Linked DNA regions of Homo sapiens: regions 1 and 3 are each linked to region 2. The links are chromatin loops, found by intact Hi-C in ENCODE. Cell type or tissue: OCI-LY7. All regions are shown on one strand. Region 1 has its middle 36 kb from the start of GSDME. Region 2 overlaps GSDME (gasdermin E). Region 3 overlaps OSBPL3 (oxysterol binding protein like 3).

The links. A loop is a pair of places that touch in the nucleus more often than their neighbours do. Peaks named below come from ENCODE experiments on the same cell type or tissue, not always from the same donor. Only the 100,000 strongest peaks of a DNase experiment are listed, where the experiment ranks them.
Region 1: a loop joins it to region 2, with 2.2 times the contacts of the local background. A loop is called at or near these places in 4 of 110 quality-filtered maps.
Region 3: it touches region 2 in a loop (3-fold over the local background); 2 of 110 quality-filtered maps call a loop at or near these places.

Annotation. Positions count from the first base shown.
Region 1 is chr7:24,791,390-24,796,389 of GRCh38, reverse strand. It overlaps a transcript of GSDME not described here. Among named protein-coding and RNA genes, the nearest start is that of GSDME, 36 kb to the right of the region's middle. RefSeq lists enhancers at 637-1,142, 1,143-1,648. In OCI-LY7, no CTCF peak of the experiment used is centred here; a DNase peak (open chromatin) is centred at 2,169; H3K4me3 peaks cover 371 bases; H3K27ac peaks cover 330 bases.
Region 2 is chr7:24,714,120-24,719,119 of GRCh38, reverse strand. GSDME (gasdermin E) reads left to right here. Exons shown (of 10, transcript NM_001127453.2): 4 at 1-73; 5 at 1,746-1,866. Among named protein-coding and RNA genes, the nearest start is that of GSDME, 41 kb to the left of the region's middle. RefSeq lists enhancers at 57-246, 367-566, 853-1,440. In OCI-LY7, CTCF peaks have their summits at 2,877 and 3,081 (motif pointing right); DNase peaks (open chromatin) are centred at 509, 1,029, 3,319 and 3,939; H3K4me3 peaks cover 2,741 bases; H3K27ac peaks cover 5,000 bases.
Region 3 is chr7:24,834,335-24,839,334 of GRCh38, reverse strand. It overlaps OSBPL3 (oxysterol binding protein like 3), which reads left to right. Exons shown (of 23, transcript NM_015550.4): 15 at 4,599-4,849. Among named protein-coding and RNA genes, the nearest start is that of GSDME, 79 kb to the right of the region's middle. RefSeq lists an enhancer at 4,751-4,860. In OCI-LY7, no CTCF peak of the experiment used is centred here; DNase peaks (open chromatin) are centred at 1,534, 1,994, 3,044 and 3,424; H3K4me3 peaks cover 2,156 bases; H3K27ac peaks cover 5,000 bases.

The DNA of each region.
Region 1 (5,000 bases), 77 kb before region 2:
CACAAAACACTTGGAAACCATCGAGTCACCATACCTTTTCCCCTAACATTTCCAAGGCACGCCACAATTGTAGAACCCCCTCAGCCCTTGGAAGAGAGAACTGAGGCAACTGGAGCCCCAGACAGGACACCTCCAGCCCCAGGAGCCCCTCTGTCGATTCCAGTGTGCTATGAAAATATTACGGTTGATTCTTGAACAACACAGGGGCTAGGGGTGCCAATGCCCCATGCAGTTAAAATCCACACAGAATTTTTGACTCCCCCAGATCTTACCTACTAATAGCCCACTGTTGACCAGAAGCCTTCCCAACAACACAGATAATTAACACATCTGTTGTATCATATATGTAATATAGACTGTATTCTTATAATAAACCTAGAGAAAAGCAAATGTTACGAAGAAAAACATTAGGAAGAGAAAATACATATACTGTTATTAAGTGGAAGTGGGTCACAATAAAGGTCTTTGTCTTCATCGTCTTCACGTTAAGCAGGCTGAGGAGAAGGAAGAGGAGGGGTCGCTCTTGTTATTTCGGGGTGGCACAGGCAGGAGGAAATCTGAGTATAATTGAACCCACACAGCTCAAATCTGTGTTGTTCATAAGGGAGGAGACCACCCCTCGTATTGTCTTATGCCCAATTTCTGCCTCCAAAGGAAGAAGTAAAAACTAAAAGGCAGAAATGAAATCCACAGGCAGATAGCCGGGGGCATACCCTGGGCCTGGTAGTTAAAGATCAACCCCTGACCTAACTGCTTGTGTTATCTATAGATTCCAGACATTGTACGGGAAAGCATTGTGAAAATCCCTGTCCTGTTATGTTCCGTTCTGATACCGGTGCATGCAGCCCCCAGTCACGTACCCCTGCTTGCTCAATGGGTCACAACCCTCTCACGCAGACCCCCTTAGTTGTAAAGGGACAGGAATTGTTCACTCGGGGAGCTCGGTTTTGTAAGTCTGCCGATGCTCCTGGCAGAATAAAGCCCTTTCCTTCCTCAACTCGGTGTCTGAGGGGTTTTGTCTGCAGCTAGTCCTGCTACATTTCTTGGTTCCCTGACCTGGAAGCGAGGTGATTACCGGGCGGTGGAGGCAACTGCTTAGGAGGCTTAGGCCTGCCTTGTGGAACATCCCTGCGGGGGACTCCTGCCGGCTTTAGTGAATCCTGAGAGTGCTTTCAGCTGGGTAATTGCCCTGGTGGAACGCCTCGCCAGAGCAGCGCACGGTAGGCCCCCGCGGAGGATTAACGCAGCGGCTGAACAGCGGGAAGGAATCGGCGCTTGGAGTCCAGACATCTGGAACACGGTAAGACTGGTCTTGGAACTTGCCCACTCCATCTGAGTGGAAGCGTGGCCTGATCACCCACGGCATGCCTTTATTGGCACCTTGGTTTTGGTTTTGATTTTGACTGGATTTGCACTGTTTTGGTTTAGATTTCGGTATTGACTTCTGGATTTGAACTGTTTTGGCTTTGATTTCGGTTCTGACTTGGCTCAAATTGCTTGATGAATGAGTAACTCCTTATCCATACTTTGGTTTTAGTGTGAATTGCTGGGGGAGTGAGTGACTTTTTGCCCCTTTTTGCCTTCCCTCTTTGTGGTAAGAGTGTTGTTTTGTCTCCTGAGAGAGGAGAATGGGTAAAACACAAAGTAAGCCTACCCCATTAGGAACTATGTTAAAGAATTTCAAGAAAGGATTCAGTGGGGTCTATGGAATCGCTATGACACCTGGAAAGTTTAAGGCTCTGTGTGAGATAGATTGGCGGGCATTAGAGGTGGGATGGCCATCAGAAAGAAGCCTAGACAGGTCTCTAGTTTCAAAGGTATGGCACAAAGTAACTGGTAAATCAGGACACCCAGATCAGTTTCCATACATAGATACGTGGTTGCAGCTGGTTTTAGACCCCCCACGGTGGTTAAGAAGACAGGCAGCAGTAGTACTAGTGACAAAGGGACAGATAGCCAAGGAAGAAAGAGTAGCTCTACTCCCGCCGGTCTCTCCCCTAGGGGAAGAGGAAGGAGACAGGAGAACAGCAGCATAAGCGGCTGGCAGAGGCAAGGAAAGACCAGCAGAGAGAAAAGGGAGAGAGAGAGAGGAGAGAAAGAGAGAGAGAGGAAAGAGAGAGAGAGAAGAAAAGAGGCAAAGAGAGAAAGCAAGAGAGACAGGAAGAGACAAAGAGGAAGTCAAAGAGAAAGAGGCAGAGAGAGAGAGGAAGAGACAGAGACAGAAGGAAGTCAAAGAGAGAAAGAGAGAGATATACAAGTAGTTAAGAAAAAAACAGTGTACACTATTCCTTTAAAAGCCAAGGTAAATTTAGAACCTATAATTGATAATTAAAGGTCTTCTCCGTGATCATATAACACTCCAATACCACTTTGTTGTCAGTGTAAACAAGGGCGTAGCCCGAAAGCACTGAGACCACTGACAACCCGTAGCCTTCCTATCAAAATTCCTTAACCCAGTAACCCGTGGATGGCCCAAATACATTCAATCTGTAGTGGCAACAGCTTTGCTAACAGAAAAAAAGTAGAAAAATAACTTTTAAAGGAAACCTCACTGTGAGCACACCTCACCAGTTCAGAACTATCCTAAGTTAAAAAAAAAAAAAAAGAAAAGGGGGGTAGAATTTATGTAAAAAGAACGTTATATATTACATTCTTGTCCTAAAATAAATTAACTGGTTGTTTAAAGAAAGGGATGTTTGCAATAAGTCAGAAAGTTGAGACATGTTGAAGAATTGTCTGTGAAAGTCGTGAAACAAGAAAAAAAATGTGTGTTATAAAAAAGGAATTTATGCAAGAAATGTTGTATAATTTAAAAGTAATTAGGCCTCCTGAATGTAAAACTGTTGAAGGAACAGTTTATATGCAAAGTGTGTAAGAAAAGTAAAATATATTTTTAGTAAAAGGATTATAAGGAGGCATAAAAATGTAGATTTTTACCTACATTAAAAGGTTTTTAAAAATTTTGTTTTGAAGATTTAAGCAAGTTTTAAAATGTTAACTGTAAAGAAAATTCTGTGTATAAACATATTAGCTAAAGTTAAAGGGGTATCATCCAGTTTTTCTGTGAACTGGACATTAAAGTAAAAACACCACGGGTTTTTCTTAAAGCACTAACCTGCTCTTTTACAAAAATTATAAAAGGTTGAAGAGAGTCTATAAAAAATCTTACCTTATGGTCAGACATTAAAAATTGAATAAATATGTCTACAAAGTTTTATTAAAACTAAGTGTAACATTAATAACACACTAATATAAAGGTGAAATTTAGCTTATCTGGTATAAAAGTGATACAGGAAGCATTGTCAAATATAAAATGGTGTTTGGCTTTCTTTGGTCTAAAAACTAATAAAAATAGGTGCAAAAGGAAATTTCTCAGTAAGAAGGCACCAAGGTACTATAAAATCTGCTGCTGATGTCCCACATTTAAAACAAAAGGTCAGTTTCTTAGAAATTATATACTTGGTTTATCTTCCACTTTCCTTTCCCTCAAAACTAAAAGTCTTTTAGCACATGTACTACCCTTAGAATTTCTGGTAAACCAGCACCAGCCTGAAAATTACGTTCTTATCAAAGGGTGGAAAAAAGAAAAACTTGAGCCAGCCTGGGAAGGACCCTACCTTGCGCTGCTAACCACCGAGACTGCTGTTTGTACAGCAAAAAAGGGATGGACTCATCACACCCGAGTCAAGAAAGCACCACCTGCTCCAGAGTTGTGGGCCATAGTCCCAGGGGAAAACCCTACCAAACTAAAGCTAAGAAAAATTTAACTCTTTCATCTATTCTATTACTCTTTCTTCTTTCCTGGCTCTATTGCTGACCATCTAGTTATTAACATAACCAAGTCAATTTCGCCTCAAACTTGCATTTAATGCTTGCCTTGTTATACCTTGTGGGGACTTGCCAAGTCAAAGACAGACCTCTACTTCAGAAAAGTACCTCTCTCCCTCCTGACTCTTCTCAGACTAGGCATTAGTAAATTAGGACCATTTTATCTGAGGAGATTTCGACAAAGACCCCAGTGTTAACCAGGAGTCTTGCCCCCCAATATACAGCTTTTATGCCATAATTGGTCCAACGTTCTGTGGACCATTAAAGAGCAAGGATGGACTGCCCCAACCAGTTTTTGTAATTTCCTGAAACCATACATTCATTTTATTAGAGGATCATAGAAGTTAAAGGCTTAAAACAAACTTTGACAATTAAGACAGGATACCAAGATGCAAATGTCTGGTTGGAATGAATCAAATATACCGTTGGCATGTTAAACAAAAGCAATTGTTATGCTTGTGCACATGGCAGGCCAGAGGCCCAGATTGTCCCCTTTCCACTAAGGTAGTCCTCCAGTCGACCAGGCATGGACTTCATGGTAGCTCTTTTCCAGGATTCTACAGCCTGGAGTAATAGGTTGTGCCAAGCTGTCTCTGCTATATCCCAAAGTCCAGCACCCTGTGGGTCAGCCCCCGAGGGCCATCCAGCTTCCTTCTCCCAACACTAAGTTCACTTCGTGTCTCTCACGACAGCAAGGAAACTTAGCATTCCCTGGAGACCTGAAGGGATGCAGTGAGCTTAAGAATTTTCAAGAGTTTATCAATAAGTCAGCCCTTGTTCATCCCCGAGAGGATGTCTGGTGGTATTGTGGCGGACCTTTACTGGACACTCTGCCGAATAACTGGAGTGGCACTTGTGCTTTAGTCCAATTGGCTATCTCTTTCACCCTGGCATTTCATCAACCAGAATGAGGGCAGGTGATAGAAGAAGATGGATCCGGTTATCAGATGGAAGAATAGCCATGCCACAACTGCTAGGAGCTGCAGTCGTACTGGCTGTGCATGAGACCACCCACCTAGGCCAAGAGTCACTTGAAAAGTTGTTAGGCCAGTACTTCTACATCTTGCATCTGTCAGCCCTTGCCAAAACAGTGGCACAGCAGTGTGTCACCTCCTAGCAGCACAATGCTAGGCAAGGTCTAACTGTCCTGCCTGGCATACAGGCTTATGGAG
Region 2 (5,000 bases):
TGTGATCTCTGAGCACATGCAGGTCGAGGAGAAGTGTGGTGGCATCGTGGGCATCCAGACCAAGACGGTGCAGGTGCGTGCAGTCGGGCTGCCCTGCGTTCATGGCTGAGCAGTCCTGGAGACCTTGGTTGGGGGCCTCTTTGGGTGGTGTCTTCATTAGTCAGGACTCTTTCCGTAGCAAGTTAACAGAAACCCAACTCACGTTGTCTTAAATGAGCAAGAGTGTATTGGCTCATGTAGCTGAAACACTTGGGGAAACTGGCTCCAGTCACTGCTGGATCCAGGCCTTGAGGATATATAGGGAGCTGCTTTCCCTGGGTTGATGCCCTCTCAGATGGGCTCTCCCTATGGTGCTGGCAGCTCCAGGCTTGCTCCTGATTTGCTGCAACTCCAGGGGTGAGGGGGGCCTAGGACTGGGTCTCACCAGACCGTCCCGGGATATGTTCATTCCTGAAGCAGGGCAGGGTTGCAGGCACTCGAATGGGCCAGGTGGGCTGGCGTCAGGTGCTCTTCCTGTGGGCGGCAGATGTTTCCCCAAGAAAAATGAACACACAGGCACTGATCAGGCCAAATGCAAAAGAATCCCTAGAGCCTCTCAGAGCTGGGGCTCTCACAGTGATTACTTGGAATTAGCTGCTGCAAATCCTTTGTGGGTTGAGTTAGGGCAGGTAAGATCTAGCTATCTCTACATAGATTCTTCTAGATTAAGTTATTGACAGTCTTACCAAGCTGATCTGTGAGCCAGTACTAAACTTCAATGGACTAGGTGGCCATCAGCCCCAAACTCTTTCTCCTCCAGCTTGCCATGGTGGCTGATATTTTCTTAGAGATTTACTTCTTGGGATGACTTTTGGCTTTTTCTAGAGGAACTCAGAAAGTTGTATTTGGAAGGAGCTGGAGGTAGAGGTCTGGGGCCAGCACTCTTACTGGGTTGGGGCTGGGTAGCAGCGAGGGAGGCGCCGATGGGAGATGGCTCAGGCCGGCCCTGCTGGTGCTCCTGCCACAGTCACTTCCTGCCAAAGTGTTGAAGCCTTTCAGAGTCAGGAGGCCAGCTGCCATTTCTCAACCCAAAGCAACACACTCTGACCAGGATCAAGTTGCTAAGAAAAGTTCTCTGATTGCCAGTGTTTGGCCAACAAATAGATTCTCATCTTCCTCTCACCAGGACATCGTGGGAAGGGGTCCTGTTTGTGAGAGTGTTTAAAGGCAGGAGCTTGGTGCCTGACTTCTTGGCATTTCCTGCCTCTCCTCCCTCCGGCCTCTTCCCACTTCCCTCTCTGTTCCTGGTTTTATCAGCACTGTGCACCATCTACAGGGGTCTGGAGTGATATGCACGGGGTAGGGGGCCCTCTCAGCTAGGTTCTCCCAGTCCAACTTGGCTACTGTTTAAGGTTTTCATTAGGATTTCAGTTGTTTCCATAACCTGTGATGGAGGGAATTGGGAGGTGATCTTACGTATCGTATGATCTTTGCACAGCACTGTAGACCTAACTTCACTGTATCCCACGCTCTATAATCTCGCTTTGATGCCACCAGGTTGGCCGTTTACTTGGGAATTTGTGTACTGATGCCAACAAGGATTGAATCCCCCCATCCCCCATGCTGGCTGGCTCCTCTGTTCCACTCGGTTCTGTGGACATTGCTCAGCATCTCTTATGTATAAGGCACGAGGCTGGCTGCAGTGGGGAACAGAGCAGCTTGGAGAGCCCGAGTGCACAGGTGGGAGTGTGCGCTTTTGCCCACAGGTGTCAGCGACGGAGGATGGGAATGTCACCAAGGACTCCAACGTGGTGCTGGAGATCCCAGCTGCCACCACCATTGCCTACGGTGTCATTGAGTTATACGTGAAACTGGACGGCCAGTTCGGTGAGTGCCACCTCCTATGGGTGCTGAGGGATCCCCAGCAGAGGATCCCTCAGCAGAGGGACTTGACTGCTTTCCAGAGGACTCGACTGCTTTGGAGACTGTGGGAAGAGAGGGAAAGAGGTCTGAAGAGCGTAGATTGTCCCAAGACATGGTCCCTGGACACATGGGCTGCACTGGGGGAGGGGTGTGGTGAGGGATGCCTGGAGCAATGCCACCCTCTCCTCCAACATTGGTGTGGGGCAAAGTTCCACCAGCACAGTAGAGGGCTGGGCTGTGTCCTCTGGGCATCAACCTGGGCTCTGCATCAGACACACTGGGCATCAACCCCGGTGCCATGATGTCCTATGAGGTCTCAGGCAAGTTGCTGAATCTTGCTGAGTCTTGGCTTCCCTGTCTCTGGAAGGTGAAGGGCATTTCTTCACAGGGCTGTGTGAAGATTTAATGAGATGAGGCCTATGAAGCGCCTGGCACAGTGGTCATTTATTAATTCCTCCACCTTTGCTATTAATAGCATTATCATCATTATTGTTACCCCACCTCCTCTCCACAAGTATGAAGCCAGACATGCTGAACTTGACTTTCCTCTGCTGATCACGAGTGTGTTCAAAGCGCAGAGACCCAGCTGTTGTCACGGAAGAAAATCCAAGCTTTGGTTCAGCGTGTCTGCTCACTTTAGGTGTTCACAGCCCCTTCCCTCCTCATGTTCCCAATGAGAAGAGGTTGTGTTCACTCATGAAAGCTGTGTGACCGCTCCTTAGGGACATGAGTGGGTAAATGTAACATAATAAATTGTGAAGTTTTTTAGGTGTGACAATGGTATTATAGTTATATTTATAAAAATGAGTCATCCTATCTTTGAGAGATGTACACTGAAACATTCACGGATGAAATGGTAATATGTCTGTGGTTTGATTCAAAAATAATATGAGTGGAGCATAAAGGGTGTGAGCATGGGCAGCTGCCGAGGGAAGGAGGCTTGGCTGAGAGGGGACAGTGGCTGAAGCTGGCTGATGGGCACACGCTGGTTCACGCTCCTCCTCTCTATTCCTGTGCAGTTTGACATTTTCTGTAACAGCAGTTTTTAAAAGGGCCGTGATAGACCACGCACATGCCTGCTGCTGCCTCCTGCTTCTCCCCCATTTGTGGAAGGCGGGTGGGGGGCAGTCTCCCGTGAGACAGCTCCTGCCCTCGCTAAGCCCACATGAGTCACTACGCCATTCAGCAGCCACTAGAGGGACTCAAACAGAATGCTCAGTGTCCTCGTGTGCTGCTGTCCACAAGCTGAAGGGTGTTGAGGATCCCTAGGAGAAACAGGCGAGGCACAGAAGGAGTGCACAGAGTCTCCCTCTCTCATTCTGCAAATGAAGAAGCCTGCATTTTAGGGCGGTGAAATGATTTATCTGAGGTGACAGAAAGAGAAAGTGTCAGTTTGAAGCAGTTGGTCAAAGAGGTCTGTCAGGGACCAAGAAATGCTGAGAATACCAGGTGTTGTGGCTTCCTTGAGGCCCGTAGTTCCAAATTTGTGTCCTCTGGGGCGTTTTCGTTATTATTGTCATCTTTCTCTTTGAAAAGACTTGTCTTCCAAAAAAAGTGCATCATGAAGAGGATCAAATTGTTCTTCTAGTCTCTGTTATCTGTATGTGGTAAGTAGGGTCACCATCTGCACTTTTGGGTTTCTAGCCCCCCTATGTCTGCCTTGGTGGTCCTGTCCAGTCTTACTGATGGCCAGTGGTGAATGTGTCACTCCCCCGCAGCTTACTGAGGTATGATTGACACACAGAAACTGTATGTTCAAGATGTACAAGTGATGATTCAATAGACATAGACATTGTGACGGGATAACTACTGAGTCAAGCTAATGAACACATCCATCACCCAGCATGGTTACCCTCTGCATGTGTGTGGTGAGGACACTTACTGTCCACCCTCTCAGCAAGTCTCAAGTAAACACTGCAGTACTATTAGCTATAATCACCATGCTAGATCCCCAGAACTTACCAGCTTACAACTGGAGGTTTGCATGCTTTGACAACATCTCCCCATTTCTCCCAGCACCTGGCAACCACCAGTCTACCCCCTGCTTCTGTGAGTTCAGCTTTTTTCAGTTCCATGTATAAGGAAGACCATGTGATATGCATCTTTTTGTGCCTGGGTCATTTCATTTAGCATCCTGTCCTCTGGGTTCATCGAGGTTGGCACAAATGGGAGACTTTCCTTCTTCTTCATGGCCAAAAAGTATTCCATTGTGTAAATACATCAATTTTCTTTATCTATTTGTCCATCAACAGACAGTTACATTATTTCCGTATCTTGGCTGTAGTGAAGGATGCGTCACTTCTGTAACGCTTTCTGAAATCTTGGCATGCACCTGAGGATGCCCAGGAGTGCTCTGCGGACCCTTCGGTGGCGGGGACCCAGGCCTGGGCTGCCACTCTAGGTGGTGGTCCCCATGCGAGCTTCCTCCTGTTTGTCCCAGGAGGTGACCAGACCCTGCCCTGACGCAGCTCTGTGGAGGTAGCCTCTCTTTCTCAGATGGGGTTTGAAAGACACACAGCCTTGTTCTGGCAGGGCTCTCCTGTTTGCATTTCAATTTCAAGGCTTTTATCTTTTCCAGCTTCCACTGTCTTTGAAAATAAACTCCTCTTTGTGCTGCTGAGAAGAGGTACCCTGGGGATATCTCGGCCTTCCCTTGGCTCGTTCTGGATCCTGGCCTAGGAGGCAGCTCCGTGGCTCCTTCCTATGGTGGCTTGGTGGTCAGGTCATCGTTCTGGGTGATTCACTGCCTGATTTTAAACCAGTTCTGCTATTTCTTTTCTTTTTTTTGCCCATCCGTTTTCTGTTGCTCTTGCTACAGAATGTTCTGGTATAGCTTCATAGACATAAACCTGCAGTGGTTGGAAGGGCCCTTGAGAAGACATGCCTGCTCTCTCTCCCTACCTTCCTGGTGGGATTGCATTTGACAGAGATCCTGGTCGTCCTTTGAAACCTCGAAGGGAGGCAGACTCCATCTGTATCCCGGCCAGGTGCTTCAGCCATGCCAGCTGCAATGAGACCCTTTCCTTCACCCACAGCTCCCCTCTCAGGAGACACTTATGCCCAATCAGAAACACCCTTTCATTCTCTTGACCTTCTGC
Region 3 (5,000 bases), 120 kb before region 2:
TAGGAAGGTGCCCTTAAAAAGAATCTGCCCACCTGAACAGTTCTCTGCATGGGTCCTCGTAGCATCAAGCACTTATCAGTCTTGGTACTCAGTCTGCCTTGGAGTCTCTAGGTTTGTCTGCACTATGCATTGGATACTCAAAGCACCACCTATTTTCATATCTTCACAAAGGAGAGGGACCATGCCAGGCACCTTTTTGATATTTCAATGTTCCTCAGCTCAGTGTGTATGTGTGAACGGATGAATTGTTATCTGAATGGTTAAGAGCCACCTTTTGGGGGACCGCAGTATAGGGGAAGAAAGCAGGTAATTTTACCATGCTTTGGAAGAGTATCCTTTCAGTATCACACCTGCTAGAAGTAAGATGCTCATCGTGGTTGGTATTTTGTTTGAAATGTTTCTTGGGAGATGAACCCCTTAGTGGAAAGGTCTAAGAACCAGTGGGTTTGAAGAAGAAGGCCAAAAACACTGGAGCAAGTTTGTGTGCTGCTTATTTTTCTAGAAAAACAAGGAGGCAAGTTGAAAGAGAAATGAAGAAACATCACTCCCTTGGCAAACAGCATGCACACTAAAGTGGTGCTCCCACTGTAGATGAGGAGGATTGACAAATGTGGAAGTCCTCCATTTCTTTGAGTCTATGGAGAGGGAGCCATAGGAAGCACAAAGTTAATGGAATGTTCAGAGGTCAAAGGTCAAGAGAGGACATGGTTCAGAACCTAAGTCCACAGCTGTGCTGTGTTGACACCAGCCAGGAAAAGCTTAGAGGTTAGAGCTGGTTCTGTCGTAGTTTACATTCATGTTGCGAGAATGCTAACTAACATTGCCCTTTTTTGTGTATGAAGACAGGGTCTCACTCTGTCGCCCAGGCTGGAGTGCAGTGGTGCGATCTCGGTTTACTGCAACCTCTGTCTCCTGGGTTCAAGCAATTCTCATGCCTCAGCCTCCCGAGTAGCTAGGATTACAGGCACGCACCATCATGCCCAGCTAATTTTTTGTATTTTAATAGAAACAGGGTTTCACCATGTTGGCCAGGCTGGTCTTGAACTCCTGGCCTCAAGTAATCTGCCCGCCTCAGCCTCCGAAATTGCTGGGATTATAGGCATGAGCCACCTTGCCTGGTCTACATTGCCTTTCTTGAACAAACACTGGGCAAAACCCAGTTTTCTTCTTTGTCAGTGTTTGAATACTAGAAATGTGTGTCCCCTAGTTCTTTACAGACATTCCCAGGGGTTGGGGGAGATTATATTTCTAAGCATCAATACTCTACTGAAAAGATTGGATACAGAAATAACCTTTACATTTCATATCATCATTTTGCCTGTGTTAGGACCAAGATCTTGCTACACTGTTATTCTTTGAGTTTATAGTAAACATGAGGTTTTTAGAGTGTTTCCTATTAATTTCTTCCCCACAGTGTTGCTGGGCACATATTAGGACCTGTCTCTATGCTGGGTACTTTGGGGAAGTTAAGTGTTTAAGAATACAGATTAAGGGACCAGACTTCCTTGGTTAGCCCCAGCTCTGCCACTCAGTGGTTGTGTGTTCTGGGACCAGATACTTACTTCCTCTATGCCTCATTTTCTTCATCTGTGAAATGGGGATAATAATACTGTTTACCACAAGTGGTAGTTACATAGGATAAGTAGGAATAATGCATGTGAAATGCTTAGAAGACTGCCTGTCACAGAATAAAATGCAAGATATGTGTTAGCTGTTAGTAGTATTGGTGGTGATGATGGCGGTGGAGTAGCATGCTTTCAAAATTCAGATTAGTGTAATCAAAGAAAATTTTTTGAGACTACATGAAAAATTGTTTTCAAAAATGACTACAGGCAAGGCACAGTGGCTCACACCTATAATCCCAACACTTTGGGAGGCTGAGGCAGGAGGATTGCTTTAGGCCAAGAGTTTGAGACCAGCCTGCGCAACATAGCAAGATCCTGTCTCTAAAAAAGATACAAAAACTAGCCAGGCGTGGTGTAGCATGTCTGTAGTCTGAGCTACTCAGGAGACTGAGGTGGAACAATTGTTTAGGCCCGGGAGTTCGAGGTTACAGTGAGCTATGATCATACCACCGCACTCCAGCCTGAGTGACCCTGTTGAGAAAGACCCTATCTCAATATTTAATTAATTAATTTTAAAACTGCCATTTGCAGCTACTTACCTATGTTGTATTTACCCATATTAAGCAACTAAAACAGGCTGGGCGTGGTGGCTCACGCCTGTAATCCCAGGACTTTGGGAGGCTGAGGTGGGTGGATCACTTGAGCTCAGGAATTTGAGATCAGCCTTGGCAACATAGTAAAATCTCATCTCTACAAAAATACAAAAAATTAGCCAGGCATGTTGGTGTGCATCTGTGGTCCCAGCTACTTGGGAGGCTGAGGCAGGAAGATTGCTTGAGCCGGTGAGGCAGAGGCTGCAGTGACTCCAGATTATGCCACTGTACTCCAGCCTGGGCAACAGACCAAGACTCTGTCTCAAAAAAAATTAATTTTAAAAAAGCAAAACAAATTCAGAAGTTAATTGGATGATTAGATTAACATGAGATGCACAGTGTGGCCCTGTTTTCATGTGTTTCTGTTCATCAGAGCAGCCCCTTTATTCAGTGATTGGCTTTATAATAAGTAAATGTTAAATATATATGTTTAATAAAATATATATCAACAAAGTATGTTTATTGATATATAAATAAAAATAATATGCAAGAGATTTCATTTGAAAACAGGCACAATGGAGGATAGGAATTTCAGAGCATGAAACGAAGGAAAAGATTGATAGATTGGCATACCTAAAATATGTTTCATTCATCAAAATACTCCATGGGCCAAATTTAAAGGTAAATACCAAGTGGGGATTGAATTGTAAAACAAATATAAAACAAGAGAGTATGGTGTTAATACATAAATAGGAAGGCAGACAATTCAGCAAAGAAGAAGTGCTCATGAAAGCACTCCAAACCACACAGGAAATCTTTTAAATGTAAGCTAGAACAAGGTGGTTACACTGTCCACCTGACAATTTGACAGAAATTAAAAATGAAAATGACAAGCCTGAAGAGGCCTCAGGAGATGGATGTTCACATCTGCTGCCGATAAATGGGGAAGTTGGGGGCAGCCTTTTTGAAAAGCAGTCTGATCATGTGAATCAGAAGTCTAACAACATTCAGAGTTGTTGACATAGTAATCCCGCTTCTTCATATCCTAAGAAAATAAAGATATAGGCAAAAAATATTTTACAGTCTTTAAAAATGATTTATTAAACTCTTAGGTTCAGGGGTACATGTGCAGGTTTGTTCTATAGGTAAATTGCATGTCACGGTGGTTGCTGTACAGATTATTTCATCACCAAGGTAATAAGCATAGCACCAAATAGGTAGGTTTTTGATCCTCACCCACTACCCACCCTCCACCCACTCTCCACATTCCAGTAGGCCCTGGTGTCTATGGTTCCCTTCTTTATGTTCATGTGAACTAACGTTTAGTACCCCTTTACAAGTGAGAACATGCATTTGGTTTTCTCTTCCTGTGTTAGTTTGCTTAGTTAACGGCCTCCAGCTCCATCTATGTTGCTGCAAAGGCTATGATCCCATTCTTTTTTATGGCTGCACAGTATTCCATGGTGTATATGTACCACATTTTCTTTATCTAGTCTACTGTTGATGGGCATTTAAATTGATTCCATGTCTTTGCTGTTGGGAATAGTGCTGTGATAAACATACACGTGCATGCGTCTTTATGGTAGAACAATATATATTCCTTTGGGTATATAGTCAGTAATGGGATTGCTGAGTTGAGTGGCAGTTCTGTTTTAAGTTCTTTGAGAAATTGCCAAACTGCTTTCCACAATGGCTGAGCTAATTACATTCCCGCCAGTAGTGTATAAGTATTCCCTTTTCTCTGCAGCCTCACCAGCATGTTATTTTTTGACTTTTTAGTAATTGCTATTCTGATTGGTATGAGATGATATCTCATTGTGGTTTTGATTTGCATTTCTCTAATGATTAGTGATATTGAGCAAAAACTGATGTTTTAGAAAAATTTTAAATAATATGGAAAAATACTCTGTTAGCTGAACAAGCAGAATATAAAATACGTATACAGTATGAACAACACAAATGGAGAAAACACGAAATGAAGATACTCTAATATATAAATGGCTGCTATTTTGGGGTGGTGGAGCAATGAAAAGACCATTATTTCCTTTATAGTTTTCCTGTAATAAACACAATTGTTTTACCAGAATTTAAAGTGATTTTTTAAAAAGTTTACAAGTTTTTATAAACAATAAGCAACTATAGGCATAGAAATCCAATTTCCAGTTTTATTCTAAGTGTGTATGAGCTATGAGGAACTAGGTTTTGAGGAGCAATTCAAGGTCTTCCCTGTGAATAAAGTCGATGGGTTTTAGTGTGTGTCATTTTTGGTATTTAATTGCTCAGAATTCTTTTGCCGGTTTTCTGACTTCAGCCATACTCTGAACAACTGAGTTTAATAGTAACATTGACTACTTGCTACGTAAGGTTTTATTCGTGGATTAAAAATAATAGAATAAAATGAAAAGCTTTATAGAGACAACCAGGCCTCTTTCCCTTTCAGGGCCTGTCCTTGATAGTGGTCGGGAAGCGAAGTCCCGGAGAAGAACGTGCCTGCCGGCGCCCTGCCCGAGCAGCAGTAACATCAGCCTGTGGAACATCCTGAGGAACAACATCGGGAAGGACCTGTCCAAGGTGGCCATGCCGGTGGAGCTGAACGAGCCCCTGAACACGCTGCAGAGGCTCTGCGAGGAGCTGGAGTACAGCGAGCTCCTGGACAAGGCCGCGCAGATTCCCAGCCCCCTGGAAAGGATGGTGAGGAGTCAGCCTTCCCTTGCCACTGTCCAGCCTCGGTCCCCAAGCCACGAGGCCATTCACGGGGCCCATCAGAGAGACAGCCCCTGTTCCCTCCGGTTTCATTTTGATTGTTCCGTAAACAGGTTCATTACTCAGAGCTGTCTGGCTT